Linked DNA regions of Homo sapiens: region 1 is linked to region 2. Evidence: chromatin contacts called from ENCODE Hi-C or POLR2A ChIA-PET data. All regions are on one chromosome and are shown on one strand. Each heading gives the region's core, a stretch centred on a gene start or an enhancer-like site at or near the end of the contact. The rest is flanking DNA. Distances are from core to core; before and after follow the strand shown.

Region 1 (3,054 bases), core at 460-2,959, 540 kb after region 2:
CAAGTCCTGTACTTGTTTAGCTGCTACAGAAAAAGAAAATCCTCGCGGCAGTTAGAGCATAGTCTCTTCTTTAAGTGCAGAGGTGCAAGACTTAACCCTTGCCTGGCATGGCCTTAGATCCTATTTATAATTAGGTATCTTATTGACACAAACAATGCATTCTGTCAGTCTTGTGATCTCTGCTTTGACGTTAATGCTGGTCATTTGTTGTGTCTAAGCTGCAAAAGGGCGTGGGCATAACATGGCATGTTTGACGTCCCTTCCCATCATAGCTGGAAACCCTGTTTTTAAGGTTCCCTGGGGTCCCCTTGGCCAAAAGGGGGTCCATTTAGTTGGTTGGGGGGTGTAGGATTTTATTTTTAGTTTACAGTTGTTAGCCCTGATGTGGACCATTTCCATCCTATCTAGGTTTACCAAGATTCAAAACACGAAGCTGACCATGAAGCGGGACGGCATTGGGTCAGTGCGGTACCAGGTCTTGGAGGTGTCTCGGCAACCACTCTTCACCAATATCACAGTGGACATTGGGCGGCCTCCGTCGTGGCCCCCTCGGGGCTGACACTAATGGACAGAGGCTCTCGGTGCCGAAGATTGCCTGCCAGAGGACTGACCACAGCCTGGCTGGCAGCTGCTCTGTGGAGGACCTCCAGGACTGAGACTGGGCTCTGTTTTCCAAGGGTCTTCACTAGGCCCCCTAGCTACACCTGGAAGTTTCAGAACCCACTTTGGGGGGCCTCCTGCCTGGGCAGGCTCTTCAAGTGTGGCCCTCTTTGGAGTCAACCCTCCTTCCCGACCCCCTCCCCCTAGCCCAGCCCCAGTCACTGTCAGGGTCGGGCCAGCCCCTGCACTGCCTCGCAGAGTGGCCTGGGCTAGGTCACTCCACCTCTCTGTGCCTCAGTTTCCCCCCCTTGAGTCCCCTAGGGCCTGGAAGGGTGGGAGGTATGTCTAGGGGGCAGTGTCTCTTCCAGGGGGAATTCTCAGCTCTTGGGAACCCCCTTGCTCCCAGGGGAGGGGAAACCTTTTTCATTCAACATTGTAGGGGGCAAGCTTTGGTGCGCCCCCTGCTGAGGAGCAGCCCCAGGAGGGGACCAGAGGGGATGCTGTGTCGCTGCCTGGGATCTTGGGGTTGGCCTTTGCATGGGAGGCAGGTGGGGCTTGGATCAGTAAGTCTGGTTCCCGCCTCCCTGTCTGAGAGAGGAGGCAGGAGCCCCAGGGCCGGCTTGTGTTTGTACATTGCACAGAAACTTGTGTGGGTGCTTTAGTAAAAAACGTGAATGGAGCAGCTCCCTTGTCTGTTTGGGGGTGGGGGTCGGGTCCCTGAACGTGGTTACCCTGAGTGTGTTGTGGTGGAAGGGCACTTGGGGAACCTGGCCCAACAAGTAAACCTGACCCGGGCCATCCTGGTTCTCCAAGCGCTGCCACTCCCTAGGCTTTCACTGGCCTTAAGGGGAAGTTTGTCCTTGCACTGCTTCCGGGACAGTGGAGGCGACGAAGTAATAAACCCGTGGACCCAGATTTCTCAGGTCTTAACACGTTCCCTGAGGCCTAAAGGTGCCCAGGGCCGAGCCCAAAGTGCTTGGGTCAGGGCTCGGTGGAGCGCCGAGGTGAGTCTGAACTCCCAGCCGGCACGCGCCGCCCGCCGGACCAAACACGGGAGGGGGCGGGGCCCTAGAGTCGCGGCGTGGTTTCCCGGGTGATGGCCACGCGGAAGAGGTGGGGCTAGGGCCCTGGTTCCCACTGCCTGGTTTCTGGGCCCCCGGCATCCGAGTCGGCCAAAAGCCGGGCAGAAGAGAGCGCCAAGGACTGGCAGTTCCGGAACGGGCAATCCCAGCCGAGGGGACCAGCGGCAGAGCACGGGTGGGGCTTGGGAGAGGGCGGGGCCCATAGAGGGGCGGGGTTTGGTGAGCGTTGCCGGCGGGCCCGCGGTACCTCCCGCACTCTGACCTGCGGCCCGTAGGTCCGAGCCGGGGACGGCGGCGTCGGTGGGTCATGCTCCGGCACTCCCCCTCGCTGTGGGAGCTGGTGGAGGAGCACGTTCCGCTCCGGGAGCGACGCGAAGTGAAGAGGATTCTGGGGGAGGCGGCGGTGGACCTGAGCCTGGAGCTGCGGGCGGAGGTGGGGAGAGGGAAGGTGGGCCACGCCCCTGGCCTGCCCCACGACTCGGGTGATTTCCCACCTCTGCGGGTCCCTGGCCCTGCCGGGTAACTCCCGAGATCCTATCCTGGTCTCCCCTTTGACTCCGCCCTCTCCCTCACTCCCCCAGCCCCCACCATTCCGGACACTCCCCTCCCCAGTCGCAAGGTATCCCAGCTCTCCTTGCAGGTGGCGATGTTACGGGCACTGCTCCAAGAGGCTCGATCCTCTCAAGCCCCCAGCTCCCGCCCCATCTCTGACCCCTCTTCTCTTCTGGCACCACCGCCTCTCCTAAAGGACCTCTTGCGCCAGGAGCTCCGGCAGTTGCTCCAGGGTCTCCGCCACAAAGCCATCTGTGAGGGCAGGTGGGAGCCTCAGGCCTGGGCCCTTTCCCTAGATACCAGGTGGGCTAGCGCTGCCCCTAACAAGGAGCCAGGGTTGCCTTTTCTGTGGTTTCCAGAAAGGAGCCTCTCAGCTTCCTTCCTGTGCACCTTCTGCAGGGACCAGGCCCAAGCTTGGGTCCAGTATAGCCCCAGGGTCCTGCACTTTGCCTTGGAGGAGCCCAGGTGTGATTTGCCAGAACAGGAGATATTCCAGATGAGAGGTGGTGGGCCCAGGTAAGGTGATGGTAGGAGAGAGGGATCTGTCCCTGCTTGGCAGAGGGCCCTAGCCCACTGGTGGGTTGCACCTGGCTCCATGCAGGAGATTCCAGTCACGGGCTGGGCACTTCCACCGCCACTTGTGATAGAGATTATCAGCCCATGAGGGCTACTGAAACCCAGAGGAAACACCTGCCTAGCCTGGGGACAGGCAAAGCTTCCTGGAGAAAGTGGTTTGATCTGCGTGTTGTAGTATGAGGAGCAGTTTTCAGGGAGATGAAAGAGAAGAGCTTTGTAGGAAGAGGGAAGAAAGGAAGCCATG
Region 2 (3,043 bases), core at 324-2,823:
CTCTCTCTGCACCTCTTCCAGGATTCCCTGACTGTGCCAGCCCTCGTCCGTCTCCCCAGGTCTCCAGTCCATGGCACCTGGGTCACGATGCCCAGGTATCCCAGCACTTTCAGAGACACTTCAGTGATGGCTGAGGGGCAAGCCCTTTCCCAGACATCTCAGTGTCCACCCACCGCCTCCTGCCTCCAGTACTTTCCAAAACCTTTCCTTCCCTCGGTCCTTCTCCGCAACCTGTAACCTGCTAAATTCTCACCTTTAAAAATTGTCCTGACCTTTGCTTGCCCTTCTCAGGTATTCCATGCTGCTGTCTCTACTTCCTCTCCTCGCATCTACTTAGCCTTTTCCCATCTGTTTTCTGCCCCCACCATTGACCAGTAGTGATCCCCTCTTGCCAGTTCCTTCTGAGCCTGTTTGGCCTCTGCAGGATTTGACATTTGAATCAGCCCCACTTTGAGCCGTCCACCTCCTCCCATCATCCCCTGATCTTAGCCACATCCAGCTCCAAGCAGACATTCCAGGCCTCCCCATCCCAACAGGCTACATACATGTCCAGCCTCAGGAACGCTGCCAAATACACCAGGCCTCCTCTTGCCACAGCACCCTTGCAAGGAACACTCAACTTCCTGCCCATCAAGCAATGCCCACTCCTTGAAGACAGTCCAAGCATCACTACCTGTAAGCAGCTTTCTCTGATCCAGACAGGGTTAGGTGCCTACCCTGCTCCCACAGCTTCCTGGAATAGGCCTGTCCTCAAATGCATCACTGTATATATTTACTCTCCTATCTGCCTAGGCAGACTGAGCTCCCAGCATGGGATCCCAGCATGGGGTGAGCATGAAAGAGTGGCAAACAGAGTGGCATAAGACAGATAAAATACAAAAGGCAATTTACAAAGGACCAGGACCGCAGAGGCAGAGATAAACCAGTGGGCTCAGACTTCTGAGCGTCTCAGATCTGGCGTCCTCGACTCCCTGAACCTGCATCAGGGTCATGGGTCACAGGGGTGGGGGTGGGGTGGAGCGGGGTACCTGGGACAGCCCAGGGCTTTGGCATACCGCACGGCCTGCTCCAGTCCCTCTCGGAAGGCCGCCTGTCTCCCGGGGACGGCCCCCAGCCCCATTTCCCCCTTCTCTTGGTCTCCTGCAGAGAGAACGGGCCTCAGCCCCCGGCTCGGACACTCCCCTGCCCGCGCCCCGGCACCCCCCAGCCCTCCCAGCCCTCCCGGCCCGCGACGCACCCGGGGGCGTGTTGATCAGTACAAGCCGCAGCCCCGCTTCTCGCGCGGCGCGCGCCAGCGCCTCAGGCGTCTCCGCGTACGGCCAGGCCACCTCGACGGCCTCGAAGCCCGAGCTGCCCGCGGCCCGCACCCGCGCGGGGAGGCCGGAGAGCTCGGGGAATAGCCAGGACAGATTGGCGGAGAAGCGCAGCGGCGCCATGCCTGGGGAGGCCGGGCCGGGCGGAGTCCGCGGGATCCAAAGGCGGCGGGCGGCGGGCGGCGGGCGGCGGGCGGGGGCGGGGCTCTCCTTGCTGGCCCTGCGAACGAACGAGCACTGTTCGTGGTTAGAAAAGCGAAGTGCTGTAAAAACCCGGGCCTTCACGAAAAGCGCCTACGGTTAGCGAGAGAGGGATCACGGGGAGAGGCGAAGGGGCGGAGCGAGGGCGGCCGGAAAAGGAGCAGGACCCGCGCCTGGAGAAGGTAGGGAGGCCGAGCTCCAGGGCCTGAGAGCCGGACGCGAAGCAAGAGAGAGCTGGCTGCCCGAGGGCCCGGTTGCAATGATGGGACGCGCACTTTAATACTGAGTCTTTCCTCTGATTATAAAAATGCTATCTGTTCGTTAAGCAACATTTGAAAGCTGTATGACCAAATAAAGAAGCACTTTTATACCGCCAGTTATCACACCACTAGCCTGTTGGCTTTCCCGTCCAAATTTTAAAATATGCAATTTTTTTCTTTGGAAATTCTGATCATTCGGTATATGCTGTTTTATAGCTCTTTTTCATGGAATATTATTTTGTGAGCATTTCCTCGTGTTTTCCAATAGCCTTCAAAGTCAGTGCCTTCGCTGCTCATTGTCGCACACCTAAGCAGCAAGTCATTATTGTACTTTGTGGTTGGATATCGTGTGTGTGCACGCGCGCTGCAAGCGCACTTTCAGGCACTTCTTAGTCCCTATCTCTGACTCTTTTCCGAGTCTTTTTCTAGAGATGTCCATCACAGTGTTTGCCCGTTCACGCCGCTAGTCTTTTGCAAGGGAAACCGCCCCATTGGAGCAGCTATGGGTGAGCTGTCCCTTTTTAGCCTTAGCCTCAGCTGATTGGACCAGGGAGGTCATCTGATCCCAGGGCAGCCAATCCATAGACTGGCCAAAAACCTCTTACTTGCGTCGTTTGGAAAGGTAATTTAACCAATCAAGAGTTCAAACAAGGAAATGCTGAGAGTCAACAGGTGGTGTTGCCAGAAGGTGACTGGGCTGTAGAAACGAAATAAGACAGTCCTATGGTAAAGAAAAGCTAGAGCGGAAAGGAGGGGAACCAAGTCCTGTGAATAGAGGTAGCACCCTGAGAAACCCATGTCATCCCAAGGGTGCCCAAACCCATAGCTGCCCCCAGGTCTGTGCACTTAAGGCTGGGATGCTTAGACTTTCCTGGGTTTCTGTCTCTGTATAGCCTCTTAATGTTTCTTGAGATAATTTGAATGATTTTACTTTCATCTACAATAACCCAACTGATTGGGCAGGTTCTTATGGGTAGAATTACATGGTCAAAAATAGGAACATATTTAAGTTGTTGATATCTTAAATTTCCTTTGAAAAATATAAATTTATATCCCAACAATTCATGAGTAAACGTCATCTTGATCTATCGTCTGTGCTAACTTTGACAGAGAAGCTTAAAGTGCAACATTAGGAACACCCAGCTCCCACTGATTGTTCTGTCAACACTCAACTCCATCTCAAATGAGGCCAGCTCAGACACCAGGGATCCAGCCTGATCCCGTGGTGAACCCAAATTCTTGGCAGGTTCTGTTTCTTCAGCTCTGCCT

Evidence for each region. Hi-C counts contacts between places; a loop is a spot of excess contacts on that map. ChIA-PET counts read pairs that join two places held with the same protein, here RNA polymerase II (POLR2A). Pooled maps may share reads with other maps.
Region 1: a loop to region 2 is called in a pooled map, with 4 times the contacts of the local background. The contact joins the promoter of CCDC24 here to the promoter of HYI in region 2. A Hi-C loop is called at or near these places in 2 of 50 pooled maps. POLR2A ChIA-PET finds 5 or more read pairs at or near these places in 2 of 52 experiments (OCI-LY7 and naive thymus-derived CD8-positive, alpha-beta T cell).

The regions. Positions count from the first base shown.
Region 1 is chr1:43,989,890-43,992,943 of GRCh38, forward strand. It overlaps CCDC24 (coiled-coil domain containing 24), which reads left to right and starts at 1,710. Exons shown (of 9, transcript NM_152499.4): 1 at 1,710-1,857; 2 at 1,958-2,115; 3 at 2,323-2,498; 4 at 2,634-2,750. The coding sequence starts at 1,990. It overlaps B4GALT2 (beta-1,4-galactosyltransferase 2), which reads left to right. Exons shown (of 7, transcript NM_003780.5): 7 at 409-1,279. The coding sequence ends at 559. RefSeq lists silencers at 1,864-1,973, 2,114-2,163.
Region 2 is chr1:43,452,358-43,455,400 of GRCh38, forward strand. It overlaps HYI (hydroxypyruvate isomerase (putative)), which reads right to left and starts at 1,574. Exons shown (of 8, transcript NM_001190880.3): 1 at 1,238-1,574; 2 at 1,029-1,140. The coding sequence starts at 1,436. It overlaps SZT2 (SZT2 subunit of KICSTOR complex), which reads left to right. Exons shown (of 72, transcript NM_001365999.1): 72 at 1-1,890. It overlaps HYI-AS1 (HYI antisense RNA 1), which reads left to right and starts at 1,570. Exons shown (of 2, transcript NR_174945.1): 1 at 1,570-1,696. RefSeq lists an enhancer at 1-350 and silencers at 1,141-1,200, 1,311-1,610.